Regions from separate parts of the Homo sapiens genome. Here region 2 is linked to region 1. Evidence: read pairs that join two places in POLR2A ChIA-PET (ENCODE). Cell type or tissue: OCI-LY7. All regions are shown on one strand.

Region 1 (8,000 bases):
TAATGTATTACATACACAAACACACACACATATATGTATATGTATTTTTTTTTTTTTTTTAAGAGACAAGTTCTCACTATGTTGTCCAGGCTGATCTTGAACTCCTGGCCTCAAGCAATCCTCCTGCCTTGGCCCCACAAGGTGCCGGGATTACAGGTGTGAGCCACCATGCCTGGCCATTTATTGCATTAAACAAAAAACACATTTAAGTCTTTGATCTATTTGGAATTTGCCTAGATACAAGGTATGTAGTAAGGATTAAACTTTATTACTTTTTGTCTACATGACTGTTAATTGTCTCAATACCATTTATTGAATAATGCATTATTTCCCTCAGTGGGAATTAGTTGAAAACCTACTATGTGCTGATCATCATTATAATCCTATTTCATGAGGGCCTACTATATGCCAGGCATGGTGCTAAGCGCTTTACTTCTCAACACACCAGTGAAGTGTCCACCAGAATGATCTCCAATATACAGAGGCATAGAGAGGGGAGGTGACTTCCCCCTTCTAGAAGGTTCAGAAATCAGAGTCCAACCCAAGTTTTGTCGGCCTCCAAAATCTGTGCTCTTAATCTGCCCACTGAGCTGTACCCAGTGTACCTCAAACATCCTCCCAGGGCAGTGAAATTAAATGAGTGAAGTTTGAGGCCTGGCTTGCAGGAACTTGTGGACTTGGATAGGAAAACAGAACACATTCCCACAGAACAGGCAGCAAGAAAAGAAGGAACGTGTCCATGTGTCTGCAAGCATGTGGCGGAAATGTGGAGGCTGCAGTGGAGATAGAGAGATGTGAGATGAGACTTCTACTTTCAGCAGCTGGCGGGACTCAATCCTCAAAAGCACTCTCCTGCTATACAACAGTGAGATCCTGGATTAAATAGGGTTCCTAATACATTGTTGGACTTGTGGTAACTTTTTTTTTTTTTTTTTTTTTTGAGACAGAGTCTCGCTCTATCACCCAGGCTGGAGTGTAGTGGCATGATCTCAGATCACTGCAACCTCCGCCTTCCAGTTTCAAGCGATTCTCATGCCTCAGCCTCTGGAGTAGCTGGGATTGCAGGCATGCACCACCATGCCTAACTTTTTTTGTATTTTCATAGAGACAGGGTTTTGCCATGTTGGCCAGGCTGGTCTCAAACTCCTGACCTCAGGTGATCAGCTCACCTTGGCTTCCCAAACTTTTGGGATTACAGGTGTGAACCACCATGCCAGGCCAAACTTCTTTATAGAACGGGAAATCCCTCAGTATTTTTTCCATCTCAAGTCATGAGACTGGGTGGAATAGCTCACGTGTGTAATCCCAGAACTTTGGGAGGCCGAGGCTGGCGGATCAGTTGAGGTCAGGAGTTCGAGACCAGCCTGGCCAACATGGTGAAAACCCACTCTACTGAAAATACAAAAATTAGATGGGCATGGTGGCAGGTGCCTGTAATCCTTGCTATTCGAGAGACTGAGACATGAGAATTGCTTGAACCTGGGAGGTGGAGTTTGCAGTGAGCCAAGATTGCACCATTGCACTCCAGCCTGGGTGACAGAGTGAGACTCCATCTCAAACAAAAACAAAAACCATTAGCTAAAACCTAACAGTGAATGGTAAACAAAAAGCAAGGAGACCATGAAGGATTTCCCTGAAAGCAGACGTCAGTATCAATTCTACACTCAACAAAGAGACTAAAACTTGGACAAGGGGCAGGGTGGATGTTACTCAACATGAGAATTCTCCATTAGGCTGAGACCCTCAAGGGGTCCCAGAATAACCAACTCCTGCTCCTCTCTAGGGATAAGCATGTTCACTTAGGTTTCCCAGAGTAAGATCAAACAAACATGACTTCACAATCAAAGATCAGCAAACACACAAGGAAATGAGACACCATGGGCAATAGTCAGCAGAAACAATAATCATCTGATTTAGACCCACAAAGACTTTAGATTCTGTAATTATAATATACGGGATTTTTAAAAAGAATCAGATTTAAAGAAATAAAAGATGTAATCACAAGAAAGGTCTGCAATAACAGCAATAAATTACAAGTAATTACGCAGACAGATTTTAGAAAAGCACCAAATAAAACTTTTAGAGGTAAGTATAATTGTCAAAATAAAAAATGGAGTGGTTGAGTGAAACATCAGATTATTCATAGTTAAAGGGAGATTTAGTGAACTGGAAGAAAGGTCTAGAGAAATTATTCAGAATTAGTTTCAGAGGAAAAGGAGAAAAAATAAAATAGAAATTCAGAGACATGGAAAATAACTGTGGAGGTTTAACATTTATTTAATTGGAGTTCCAGAAGGATAGAATTTTAAAAATTAGAGACAGGCAAAAATTATAACAAAAATTGGGAAGAGGAAATAATTTTAAAAAATCAATCATCTAGAATTTTGCAGAAATAAAGGAAGGATATGATTCCATAAATAGAAGCAGTGCAATCTCTACTCAGCAGGATTTTAAAAAATCTGTATCTAGACACATTGTGATGAAACTGCAGTGCATCAGAGACATAGTCCTTAGAATTATAATAGATAGAAAAGCCTGGGCATAGTGGCTCCTGCCTGTAATCCCAGAACTTTGGGAGGCCAAGGCAGGCAGATGGCTTGAGTTCAGGAGTTCGAGACCAGCCTGGGCAACATGGCAAAACCTCGTCTCTACAAAAAACACAAAAAATTAGCTAGCTGTGGTGGTATACATCTGTAGTCCAAGTTACTGGGGAGGCTGAGGCAGGAGGATCGCTTAAGCCTGGGAGGCTGAGGCTGCAGTGAGCTGAGATTGTGCCACGGCACTCCAGCCTGGTGATGGAAAGCTAGAATTCAGTGGAACAATATCTTCAAAGTGTTGAGAGAAATACAGAGGGGAGAAATGTCCAAGATTTTTTTGAGGGGAGAGTATGTTGGGATTACATGATGAAGTTCTTTCTATACCAGGGGGAAGTGTGTGATGGCACATGGCTACGAGCATTGGCCCTAGAACTAACTATACTGCCTGCATTCAAATTCCAGCTCTGCCATTTGCTAGCTGTGAGACCATGGACAAAACTCTTTCTCCTTGTGCCTCATTTTCCTCATCTGAAAATGGGGATAATTACAGCACCTATATCAGAAGCCAGGGTCTTGACACATTTTTAATTTTAATTGAGGCAGGACATAGTGGCTCATGCCTGTAATCCCAGCATTTTGGGAGGCCAAGGTGGGTGGATCGCTTGATCTCAGGAGTTTGAGACCAGCCTGGGCAACATAATGAAACCCCATCTTTACAGAACAACACAAAAATTATCCAGGCATGGTGGTGCACGCCTAAAGTCCCAGCTGGTCGGGAGGGTGAGGCAGGAGAATCGCTTGAGCCCAGGAGGCAGAGGTTGCAGTGAGCCAAAATTGTGCCACTGCACTCCAGCCTGGGCAACAGAACCAGACCCTGTGTCAAAAAAAAAAAAATGAAAATAATGTTAATTGAATTTTTAAGTTAACACAATGCCCAGTACATGGTAGGCGCTTCATAAATGTTAGTGCCTGTGCCCTTCAGGGATTGACAGCTGGATTAACTTGAGCCGAGTGGACCCAGATGCAGAAGTGCAGGGTGAGATCTGCCTGTCAGTGCAGATGCTGGAGGATGGGCAGGGCCGCTGCCTTCGCTGCCATGTGCTTCAGGCCAGGTATGCTTAAGGTGGAGGTGGTGTGGAGGGTGGTCTGAGAATGAGCAGGAGTCCCCTGGGTCTCCCCTGCTGCCTGGCGTTTGGGACCTCCTCAGTCCTGGGGCACTTCTGGGCTGGCAGTCAGGTTCCCTGTGTGGACAAACAGTCCAAGCTCACTGGGTTGTAAGTTCCTGGGGGCAAAATCCTGTTGAGTCCCCAGGGACTAGCAGCAACAGACCAGACACTCAGGATGACAGGTGACAGGTGAGTGTGGAGGTGTAGTCATTAAATTGTAACTGACAAATACCCAACTCATACTGGCTTAAGCAAAAGAGCTACTTTATTGGCTTATATGACTGACATGTAGCTTCAGGCATGGCTGGGTCCAGGTGTTCAAACGATGCCATTAGGAATCTGTCTTTTAGCTCTGCTGGTCTCTGTGTTAGCTTCATTCTTAGGCAGACTCTCCCCAGGTGAGAGATGGCCCTAGCAACTCCAGGCGGGCACCCTGCCAGCTTAGCCACTCCAACAGAAAAATCACTTCTATTTCCTACCATTTCCAACCAATGTCCTGGGATTAATTTTTACTGGCTCAAGCTGGGGCACATGTCTATCTCTGAACCAATTACACTGAATAATGGATCAGGCCTGAGTCACAAGCCCATTACTGGAGCGGAGGGAGGGATTGGACCCCACTAAGTCATGTGAGAGGGGGGTGGTGAGAAGGAGATAGGTCCTGTCCCAAAGAAAAATCAGATGGAAGATGGATGCAAGACCAGGAAAACCCACAGGTGGCCCTCTAGGGGCACCAGCTCATGGGACACCCATCTTCCCTCTTGCCTACTTGTCATGGCCATCCCTTTTTCCCTTCCTCAGCTCTCTGTCATTTTGCTCCCTCAAATACCTCCACCCTTCCCCCACTCCTCTCTCATCCTGTTTTTCTGCCTGTTTTTCACCTCCCCAGCTCTCATTTTTAGGAAAATCCCTGCCCAGATTGGGGAGGACCTCCAATTTCCAGCTTGCTGTGTGACCATAAAGCCCTTCCTTGCCCTCTCTGAGCCTCTCCCACCGCCTCCAGATTTTTGCTTCCAGCCTTGGCCTCAGCTGGGGCTTCCTAGAGTCTGGTTGAGGGAGAACCAGGGAGGCAGGTGACAGGCTGAGGGACTCAGCAGGGGGCAGAGGCTCCTGGTCTTCCTTGAGCCCATGGCCCCTTCCTCAGCCACAAGGCTGTGCAGGATCCTTGCAGGCATGAGAGGGACTGATTGCTGTCGCTTAGCAACTGGGCCAGCTCCTAGGAAACCGAAGAAGGCTTTGGATGCTAAGCAGGGGTGGGAAGGGAGCAGGAGGAAGAAGGAAGCAGCCCCTGGTGTGGGGGTGGGGTGGTGGTGTGTTCCTGGGTTTGGAGAACGTCAAGAAGGAGGGATGGGGAAGCTGCCTGGAGTAAGACTTTTGGGTTGTCATGGCAACCAATGGCAAGGAGTCCCTGCCTCATGCTTTCTCTTGGGTCCTAGACAAGGTGTGGGCATGGGTGTTTGTTGAATGAATAAATGAACCAAGCACCCATCACCTGCCAGGTGCTATGCTTGGCCCTTTACACACATCATCCAATCTAACCCTCGGCTCTATGAGGTTGGTCTGTTATTACTCCCATTTTCCAGGTAAGGAAATGAAGACTTAGAGAGGGGAAGTGACTTTCCCTAGTGTCCGCTAGCCAATGAGTGCAAAGCCAGGCTTTGAACCTTTGCATCAAGTTTCCCATCTGGGGCCTCCAGAGAATCTGAGGCTCTCTTTTCCCCCTCCCTGCTGCACTTCTACTTGCTGGGCTTTGTGATGTAGGATATGACCTTTTGGTGCCTCAGTTTCCTCATCTGAAAAATAGGGATATACAAGTGCCTCCCCATAGGGTGGTGACAGGAAGATACTGGGTTTGGACGGTCATGGTTAGGGGTGTCCCTAGCTGGACCCCTACATGGAACAGTTTGTTGCCTTGGAAACCAGCGACATTGGAATGATCTACTCTTAACAGCCTTTCCAAGGCCCAACTTGGGTGCCGTGTTTCCTCACTCCTTTCCCCATCTGTTCCCAGGGACCTGGCTCCCAGAGACATCTCTGGCACATCTGACCCATTTGCACGTGTGTTTTGGGGCAGCCAGAGCTTGGAGACCTCAGTGAGTGGTGGGGAATGAAGCCAGGAAGGAGTGGGGCATTTGGTGGTGGGGCAGGAGTCCCCATCAGCTCTCCCACTCACAGACCACTTCCTTCGCCCTCAGACCATCAAGAAGACTCGCTTCCCGCACTGGGATGAAGTGCTGGAGCTGCGGGAGATGCCAGGTGCCCCGTCCCCACTGCGGGTGGAGCTCTGGGACTGGGACATGGTGGGCAAGAATGACTTCTTGGGCATGGTGAGCCTCATTCCCTACAATACCCTCCATGGCTCCCCAGTGCCTCCAAGGGGGAAGAAAGATGAGACGGGCTGAGCCTCCTGGCTCTCAGAAGGGTGGATGTACAGCTGCCTCATCAGGTTCCCCTGGTTAGGCCTGAGTGTTGCAGTTTCATTGCTCTGTTGTACAGGTGAGGAAACTGAGGCTGTCAAAGGTACAGGAACCTATCCAAGATCACAGGACGGGCCCAGATTCTCATTCTGGGATGAGAGCATGACAGATGACTATGTGCTGGCCCTGTGCTGAGTGTCCCTCCCACAGAGCCTCATTACTTAACCTTCATGGCTACCCTATGAGGCTGGGACTGTTGCTATCCGCATTTTACAGATGGGGACATTGAGGCTCAGAGAGGCTAAGTGGCTTTTTCAAGGTCATATGGCTAAGAAAGGGCAGAGCCAGGATCTGAGTTCAGATCTCTTTGACTCCAGACTTAACGCCCTTAACTCCTACTCCTGGAAGTCCTGGGCTCAGGTTCTTTCTCTTGGTTTCCCTGTCTTTGGAGACAGCCTGGCATTTCCTCAAATAGTTAAAGATAGAGTTACTCTATGACCTAGCAATTCCACTCTTAGGTACATACCCCAAAGAAATGAAAACTTATCTTCACACAAAAACTCTGACATTACTGTTCATAGCAGCATTAGTCATAACAGCCCAAAATGGAAAAAAACTCAAGTGTCCATTATAGATAAACAAAATGTGGTCTATCGATACAATGGAATATTATTCAGCCATAAAAAGGAATGAAGTACAGTAAGTCCTCATTTAATGTCATCCATAGGTTCTTGGAAACTGCAGCCTTAAGCAAAATGACATACTGTATGCTGTAGGAACTTAACTCTTGTTTATTTTTTTTATTTTTATTTTTTAGAAGGAATCTCCCTCTATTGCCCAGGCTGGAGTGCAGTGGCATGAACTCAGCTCACTGCAACCTCCACCTCCTGGGTTCAAGGAATTATTTTGCCTCAGTCTCCCAAGTAGCTGGGGTTACAGGTGAACACCACTACATCTGAGTAATTTTTGTATTTTTAATAGAGACAGGGTTTCATCATGTTGGTCAGGCTGGTCTTGAACTCCTGACCTCAAGTGATCTGCCCGCCTCATCCTCCCAAAGTGCTGGGATTACAGGCATGAGCTACCCACCCAGCCTTCATTCTTGTTTATAGTAATTAGCTCATGGTACATTTGATTTCCTTATACGTTATGAGTCAGGACTTACCGTACTGGCACGTGGATGAACCATTACACTAAGTGGAAAAAGCCAGCCCCTGCAAAACACATATGATTCCATTTATACGAAATGTCTAGAATAGGCAAATCTACCGACACAGAAAATAGATTCGTGGTTGTCAGGGGCTGGGGGGCACGAAGTGACTGGTAATGAGTGCAGGCTCTTTAGGGCTCATAGACAATGTTCTGGAATCAGCGGCACAACTAATTGCGGTAAGTCTGTGAATATACTAAAAATCATTGAATTGTACACTTTTAAAAGGTGAATTGTTTAGGATGTGAATTACGTCTCTATAAAGTTATTTAAAAAGAGAGAGAGTGTGGGGCTTGGGTCCCTCCAGGGCTGTCCTTATGCCTTTTGATAGAAGAAATTTATGTCCCTAAACAGAGCTGAAAATACACTCAGTCCAGACATGCTATCTCTAGCAGCTGTGTGACCTTGGGCAAATCACTCCACATCGCTGAGCCTCAGTTTCCTCAACTGTAAATTAAGTGTCCCTGGTAGGCCCTCAGAAGCCCTCAGTGTCCTGGCAGGAGCTAATAATTTGGGACTTGTAGGAGAGAAGGAGGGGTCCCCTGGCAGGCCATTCTGCCCCTCTGTGGGTGGGCAGTCTGTTCTTCCAGGGCTAGGTGAGACCTGAGCCAGGCAGGGCAGGGCAGGCCAGGGCCCGGCTGAGGGTCTGTGTGTCTCTCTCAAAAGGTGG
Region 2 (8,000 bases), 180 kb before region 1:
AAAATGGAGTCCATCCTAGTACCCACCATACAAGACTATTGTTAGATCAAAGACGACAGTGCCTGTTAGGCCCTTCGCACAATGCCTGGCATAGAGCAGGCACTCAGTAGATACTTATAGCTGCCATTTCTTCAAAAACCTTATGGGCTGGGTGCGGTGGTTCACACATGTAATCCCAGCACTTTGGGAGGCCATGGTGGGCAGATCACTTGAGGTCAGGAGTTCGAGAACAGTCTGGCCAACATGGTGAAACTCCATCTCTACTAAAAATACAAAAAAATTAGCCAGGCGTGGTGGCAGACACCTGTAATCCCAGCTACTCGGGAGGCTGAGGCAGGAGAATCACTTGAACTTGGGAGGTAGAGGTTGCTGTGAGCTGAGATCACGCCATTGCACTCCAGCCTGGGCAACAAGAGTGAGACTCCATGTCAAAAAAAAAAAAAAAAAAAAGCCTTATAAAGATTTTTTCCATTTTATTATGAAAACTCAAACATAGAACAGTTAAAAGACTTGTATGATAGACACACATATTCCCACCACCCAGACTCTACTGTTTATGTTTGGCTGCCTTTGCTTTGTTGTCTGTTTGTCCATGCCTGTCTGTCCATGCCTCCATCTATTCTTTTCTTTTTTCTTCTTTTGTTTTTTGAGATGGAGTTTTGCTCTGTCACCCAGGCTGGAGTGCAGTGGTGCAATCTTGGCTCGCTGCAGCCTCCACCTCCCAGGTTCAAGTGATTCTCCTGCCTCAGCCTCCCGAGTAGCTGGGATTACAGGCATGTGCTACCACACCTGGCTAATTTTGGTATTTTTAATAGAGACGGGGTTTCACCATGTTGGTCAGGCTGGTCTCGAACTCCTAACTTCAAGTGATCTGCCCGCTTTGGCCTCCCAAAGTGTTGGGATTACAGGCCTGAGCCACCCTGCCCGGCCTAACGCATCCATATTGTTTCTTGATGCATTTCACAGTAAGTGGTGAACATCCGCTTGTGCATGTCGTTGACTAGAGTTCAGCATTAAAAACAGAGGGAATTATAATGACATCTGACTCGAGGCAGGGGAGAGGCACCCAGGCAGGTGGACCTGGCTGAAGTTGGAAGAGAAGGTTCCTTTTCCCTGCTGTTTCTGCGTCTGGAAACTTCTGGGGCCACGTCTGGGTAACTTCAGGGTGGGGCATGCCATCCCACAGGGCAGGCCGGGCTGCTGCAGGCCAGTCTTCCTTAAGTGGCCCCCAGCTGGTGCCCTCAAACACTGTTGAGGCTGCATTGTTGTTGTTGTTGTTGTTGTTATTTTATTTATTTTTTGAGACAGAGTCTTACTCCATCACCCAAGCTGGAGTGCAGTAGCACGATGTCGGCTTACTGCAACCTCCGCCTCCTGAGTTCAAGTGATTCTCCTGCCTCAGCCTCCCCAGTAGCACACTGCCATGTCTGGCTAATTTTTGTATTTTTAGTAGATACAGGGTTTCACTGTATTGGCCAGTGGTCTCGAACTCCTGGCCAATACAGGTCGAACTCCTGACCTCAGGTGATCCACCTGCCTCAGCCTCCCAAAGTGCTGGAATTACAGGCATGAGCCACTGTGCTCGGCTGAGATTGCATTGTTGTTGAGGGTGCATTGTTGTTGAGGGTGCATTGTTGTTGAGGCTGGATTGTTGTTGAGGCTGCATTGTTGCTGAGGCTGCATTGTTGCTGAGGCTGCATTGTTGTTGAGGCTGCATTGTTGTTGAGGCTGCATTGTTGTGTTGGCCACAGACGGGGCGGGGCCTGTGACGGGCAGTGACTCAGCCTCTCTCCCCTCATTCTTCCACAGCTGGAGCCAGACGGACTGCTGGTGTGGGTCCTGGCAGGCGCCCTGGGGCTCAGCCTCGTCTTCTCCCTGGTCTCAGTCCCATTGCAGTGCTTCCAGCTCAGCAGAGTCTATGGCTTCTGCCTGCTCCTCTTCTACCTGAACTTCCTTGTCGTGGCCCTCCTCACTGAATTTGGAGTGATTCACCTGAAAAGCATGTGACTGAAGCCGCTTAGTGCTGTGGCCTCACTGCAGGCAGGAGCCCCGCCCCTCCTGCCGGGGGAGGCCCAGGGACCGGAGCATTTCTGCAAGGCCCTTGTGGGCACGAGAGTGCGGCCCTTGCTGCTGGAGATCTGAGGTCACTGCTGTGAGCTGGGAGAACTGCTGTGTACCTCTTGCTGCCAGCACCCAACAGCCTTGCCGTGGGGACCTTGGAAACCTGGCTTTGCTCTGGACAAAGGGTTCCAGAGAGAAGCTAGAAGTCCCCCTTGAATGACCCCCAGAGCCCCTCTGAGAAGGGCTGGAGTTTGGGGGAAGGGGATGGCTGGATGTGCTCCAGGCCATGCTGGAGGTACCCCCGAGGCACAGGCACTGCCCGTTCCCCTTGCCTGGGCTTCAGGCCTTCTGGCACCTTCTCAGGACACAAGTGGCTGCCCAACCCTGACTCAGAGAATGAGGGTGGCTTGGACCCCTGGGAATCAGGCCGCCGAGGGCTGAGCTCCAGAGCCGCACCATCTGCCACAAACAGAATTCGAGACATACTTAATTTTGAATTTCTCCTTGCCACGTTAATAAAGCCAAAAGCAGCGGGTGCTATTCGTGGCAACACACTTCACTGAACCCACTTGCTTCCAAAACGATGCCAGCCCGAGGCACTGCTACGCCAGCAGCTGCCACATGGGATGGTGGCTCAGGCGCTCCCTCCAGGATTCTGCCCCTGCCTGTCCACAGACTCCTTTGTGCTGGAACCTGGGCTCCTCCAGCTGCCAGGCAGGAGTCGGTAGGACTGTGCCTGTGCCTCCCTCAGCGGGGCCCTGGGCGGGGTTCCAAGGCCTGCGAGCTGGGAAAGGACAGATGAGGGGACCTCGTGCCTTCTTGCTGTCATGCAATGACCCCGCCTTATGTTGCCGAAATAAGCAACTCTTAGGTTTGCCTGACTGCCTTATGCTGGTAAAGAAAAGGGATTCAACTGTCTCTTTTCCAAATAAAAAAAAAGTCAAAATTTCAAGTGTAGAGAAAATGACACCCCCAACTTTTACCAGTTCTTCCTCACCTGGGGCCAGTGCCAAGTGGCTGACCCCAGGGCACAGCTCGGGGTGGGGCTGAGGCAGGATCAGGAATGGCCATGGCCTTGGATGGGGCCACTCTCCCGACAATACCCAAAGCCACAGAAGTCAAGAGGCAGCAGCCATGTTTACAAAGCAGAGGCTCTTTTAGTAATGTGCTAGAAATCCAGAGACACAATGGGTTTTCTAGGAAACAAACCACCAGTGTACAAAACCGTACAGCATTGCTCCCGTGATCCGTACAAAATGATTGTCCGCATGGTGGAGTAAGGCTGGGGCTGTGGGAGGGGAAGCGAGGAGCTGAGGAGGGGCACAGTTCTATTGCCACCACCACCAGGCTGTGCCCCTGGCCGCCAGTGGGTGCCACTTGGGTGCACTCAACTATGACATCAAGGATGAGAGGGCATCTGAGCTAGATCACATCCCAGGGCCCACAGAGCTCACAGCCTGTGGGGGGACCCCAACTCCCTGCTGGGTGGGGCCAGGCATAACCTGGGGATAGCTGTCCCTAACCTCAATGACAAGGGCACCCACCCTGGCTGGACTCCCGTCTGTTGACACTGCTGCCATTGGGTATTTGTCAGGTCCTGGCCAAAACCAGGTCCTTTCTCAGGACAGGGTTGGGCAGATGGACACATTAACTCGCTCTGGACAGGGCCGAGATCCCACTCCTCCTGGAATAGGCCCCCCCACCTCGGGGCCTTGACTCCCCTGGGCAGACCCCGGGGTGCTGCTGGCCCCTCCACGTTTCCACCCCTGGGGAGGAAGAAGGGCCCAGGCGAGGCCCAGATGCTCAGGTCAGAGACTCACACCTTTAGAAGCTGTCCCCTGACCCTTGCTTCCAAAACGCCCATTTCAACACACAAAAGCTAAAAGGCACCCAATTGTGCAATAAAGTTCCCTCTCTGTGAAAGGGAGGGGGTTCTGGCCTGGGGCTCGATGTGGAGCTCCTGCTGATGGCCCATGGCCCTCCAGAGAGGAAGAGGACAAAGCCAGTCTGACTCCCGGGGGAATCACAGTGAGTCTCAATAATGTGTTGCTTTCCCAAAGGGCTGTGCTTTAAAAACAAACACCTGCTACTTGTCCAACTCCCCTGACCTGGGAAGGGGGGAAGGGGAGAACCATGCCGTGCTGGCTATGGGACCCAGCTTGGCCTTGGAGGTGGTTGGGAGGAGGGGGTGGGGGACCAGGTACTGCTCCCCTGGGGTCGGGTGCCACCCTGCCCGTTCTGTGGCTGGGAAGAGGACAAGGCCAGAGGGAGGCTCTGTCCACCTGCCTTCTGAAGTCACAGGAAGCAGGCACCAGAGGGCCGGGGCTGGCCAGGAATGCCCAGCAGTGCACTCCTTGCCCTTCGCACCCTCCATCCTGCCACTGCGGCTCCTGCTGCAGAACCTATGCTGTGTTCCGTTCTGTGGCCCAGGGAAGCGGAACCAAAGCGACCTCTGCACTGACCCTGCCTCTGTGGCAGGGTCACTGCAGCTGGCAACCCTCCTACCTCCACCACGCTCAGATGTCATACAGGGCTCCTACAGGGTACCATGGTGGGAGGAGGGGTGGCGACGTTAACTGAGGTTCATCTGAACCTACTTCTGCACCAACCGCTCCTGCTATGGAAATCTCTGGTGTGAGCAGAGCCAGGGAGGGTGGCTGGGAACTGGGCCGGGGCCACGGGGCTGCTGCGTCCCACAGGGAGCGTCTCTCTGTGCTGTTCGCTCCTGTTCCTAGTGCACACGTGTGAAGGACCTGGTATCGGCTTTAGCACAATCCTTAGTTAACCAAAACGTTGTTTTGCTTGAACGGGTAAATCGCAAAAAAAGGGATTTGGTCAAGAGCCCATTCCACGAAGTGGTCTGGGTTGCAGACATCGGCCCCACTTCCTGCCTCATGCCCCTTCCTCCGGGTTCTGGGTCCCCAAGGAGGCCACTGTGGAAGAGTTTTCGCCAACAAGGGTTAAGCCAGAGAAGGCTGGGTGGGAGGCTTGCAGAGCCAAGGGAGGAGATTGGTCAGTGTAATCTGTGGCCGCCCGGCACTGGCTAACTGAGCTCTGGCCACATGGGCCCAGTTGCCCCAATTCCGCTTCCATTAGATCCTGGGCACTGGTCCCCGAAGAGGTGTTGCGTGACATTATCACAGACACTGAAATACCACCCTGGAGACCGGGAGTTCTTTCCTTCCTAAGTGGTTCTGTCCCTAAAGCAAAACACAGAAACCTGTGGCATGGGCCGCAGGGAGAGGGGGCGGGCACGCCATCAGGTCGGGGGGATGTGAGCCTGAAGCAGTAGCAGTGACAGCTTTGGACGTGGCCGATGGAGGCCAGCCCACATGAGGGGCAAGCCCCGCAGTCGACTGGATCCAGGTGAGGGGTCTCCTTGTGAAGGGCCTTCTGGAGCCTTCCACAGTAGGAAGAGCTCAGACCTGGTGGCCGCACCCCCACCCCTCACCAAACTGGCTTCTGGAGTTAAGGAAGACAGGGCAAGGTGGTTATAAACCAAGCCCCATCTTGTCTGTCTTTTTTCTTCCTGTATATAAATATGTGCATATACGTGAGTATGTGTACACACACCGCAGTTCCGTACATCGCAGTAGAGTAATACTATTGTGTTATTGCATAGAAGAGACGGCTTTCGGGCGCTGGGCTAGGTAACGGTCTGGGAGCGCTGGCGGCTGCCTGGGGGCTGCTGGGCGGCGGGGGCTGCACTGCTGCTGAGTTGTCGCTGCTGCTCTTGCTCCCTGGCATGCTCCTCATACCACTCCTGGAGAAGAGAGCAGAAGGGGTGCTGAGGGCTGCACCCCACCCCCTGCCCCGCCCACCCCACAAGGTCACACAGCCCACAGCATCCAGGCTGGAAGGGGCAGGGCTGCCAGCCTCACCCAGCTGGTACTGAAACCCCCGTCACAGGCCCAGAAATGCTGGGAATTTTGAATGTGGCCCCAGAGGCAAAAATGACAATGAAATCTTTCCCTAGTGTCTGGAGGTTTGCGCATAACAGCTCTCTAACAGGCCCAGGCAGGAACAACCCTCACCCCTTGTTTGTGAGCATAACCTTTTGTCCTTCACTAAAGGGCCCCCCGAGTGACCCCTTTTGAGCTTGGCAGGAATTGTGTCCCTGTTTCACACCCGAGACACCGAGGCTTAGAGCTGTATTGTGCTGAATACCTCACCTGCCTAAGGCCATGATTATAAACTCTGACATTTTCAGGGACTGAGGTATTCAGGTAATTAAGGAATTAAGTATACCCCACATTTCCTTTTTTTTTTTTTTTTTTTTAGGAGACAGAGATTCACTGTGTGGCACAGGCTGGAGAGCAGTGGCGAGGTACGGCTCACTGCAGCCTCCCACTCCTGGGCTCAAATGATCCTCCCGCCTCAGCCTCCCAAGCAGCTGGAAATACAGGTGTGCACCACCATACCCTACCCTACTTTTTAAAAGACTGAACCATAGACTTTTAGAGCTTCGAGATGGCCTAGTTCTGGCCCCCTTGTTTTACAGAGGGGGAAACTGAGGCCTGGAGCAGATGGACAGGCAGAAGGGCAGAGGCCAAGGGCAGCACACCTCCTTCCAACCACACCTGAATGGGTGCTGCTGCACAGTCATCCCCTTGCACAGACAGGGAGGCATGGAGTGACTGCCCAAGGTCAAACGCTTCTATTATTTCCATGTTTCTGTGACACCAAGTTCAGTGAGCCACTACACATCAGCCCAAAGAACACTGCCTGAGTCTCTTGTGTTCCCGGAGAATGTGTAAGCTGCTTTGGGGACAGCACCCCCCGCTTTTCAGGCATGGACCCTGGTTGTCACTGTTTTAGTGAAACAGAAGGGCTTCAAGCTATTAGAATGCCAGAAAACAGAGCAAAGCCACCATAGCTGGTGTGGGAGAGGCTCCCCGGAGCCCTGGCAACCCTGAGGTGGTTGAGAAGACTCTGCAGGGCTCATGGGCTGGTGGCCCATGGTCTGGAAGGCACCGTGCCAAATGCCAGCCCACACGGTGCTTTGTGAGATATTTTCCTTAGCTGCCAATATGTAAAGATTGGGAGGTCATGCAAAAAAAGAAAAACATCTGATTCTGCCTTTTTTTTTTTTTTTTGAGACAGAGTCTAGCTCTGTCACCCAAGCTGGAGTGCAGTGGCATGATCTTGGCTCACTGCAACCTCTGCCTCCTGGAGTCAAGTAATTCTCCTGACTCAGCCTCTTCAGTAGCTGGGATTACAGGTGCACGGAACCAGGCCTGGCTAAATTTTGTAATTTTAGTAGAGACAGGGTTTCACCATGTTGGCCAGGCTGGTCTCGAGCTCCTGGCATCAAGTGATCCGCCTGCCTTGGCCTCCCAAAGTGCTGGGATTACAGGCATGAGCCACCATGCCTGGCCTGCCTTTTCTTAAATTAGAAGCCAAGGTGGAAGAATTGCTTGAGACCAGGAGTTTGAGACCCCAGCAAGACCTCACTGCTACAAAAATAAGGTAATTAGGGTGTCACAGTGCACACCTGTAGTTCCAGCTGCTTGGGTAGGCTGAGTGGGGAGGATCACTTGAGCCCAGGGGTTGGAGGCTACAGTGAGCTATGATCACGCCACTGGACTCCAGCCCAGGTGACAGAGCGATACCATCTCTAAAACAAAACAAAACAAAAAACACCCAATTATGAAAAATCCCAAGCACTCCCAGCCTGGCCAACATGGTGAAACCCCGTCTCCACTAAATATACAAAAATTAGCCAGGTGTGGTGGCGTGTGCCTGTAATCCCAGCTACTCGGGAGGCTGAGGCAGGAGAATCGCTTGAACCCAGGAGGCGGAGGTTGCAGTGAGCCTAGATCGTGCTGCTGCACTCCAGCCTGGGAGACAGAGCGAGACTCCATCTCAAAACAAAACACCAAGCAGCCCGACCGCAGTAGGGCCTTCTTCCTATTGGGCAGCACTCGCTGGGGCTGGGA

What was found. ChIA-PET counts read pairs that join two places held together with the same protein. Peaks named below come from ENCODE experiments on the same cell type or tissue, not always from the same donor. Only the 100,000 strongest peaks of a DNase experiment are listed, where the experiment ranks them.
Region 2: POLR2A ChIA-PET joins it to region 1 with 5 read pairs; 3 of 35 experiments call an interaction of 5 or more read pairs at or near these places.

Annotation. Positions count from the first base shown.
Region 1 is chr12:113,117,158-113,125,157 of GRCh38, reverse strand. It overlaps RASAL1 (RAS protein activator like 1), which reads left to right. Exons shown (of 21, transcript NM_001301202.2): 5 at 3,520-3,649; 6 at 5,715-5,796; 7 at 5,899-6,030; 8 at 7,997-8,000. Among named protein-coding and RNA genes, the nearest start is that of RASAL1, 15 kb to the left of the region's middle. RefSeq lists a silencer at 4,703-4,903. In OCI-LY7, a CTCF peak has its summit at 4,395; a DNase peak (open chromatin) is centred at 3,947; H3K4me3 peaks cover 1,630 bases; H3K27ac peaks cover 4,325 bases.
Region 2 is chr12:113,293,784-113,301,783 of GRCh38, reverse strand. TPCN1 (two pore segment channel 1) reads right to left here. Exons shown (of 28, transcript NM_017901.6): 28 at 3,199-5,824. The coding sequence ends at 5,708. SLC8B1 (solute carrier family 8 member B1) reads left to right here. Exons shown (of 16, transcript NM_001358345.2): 16 at 1,810-3,013. The coding sequence ends at 2,007. Among named protein-coding and RNA genes, the nearest start is that of MIR6762, 6.3 kb to the right of the region's middle. RefSeq lists a silencer at 1,666-1,960 and enhancers at 1,999-2,694, 2,695-3,392. In OCI-LY7, no CTCF peak of the experiment used is centred here; no DNase peak of the experiment used is centred here.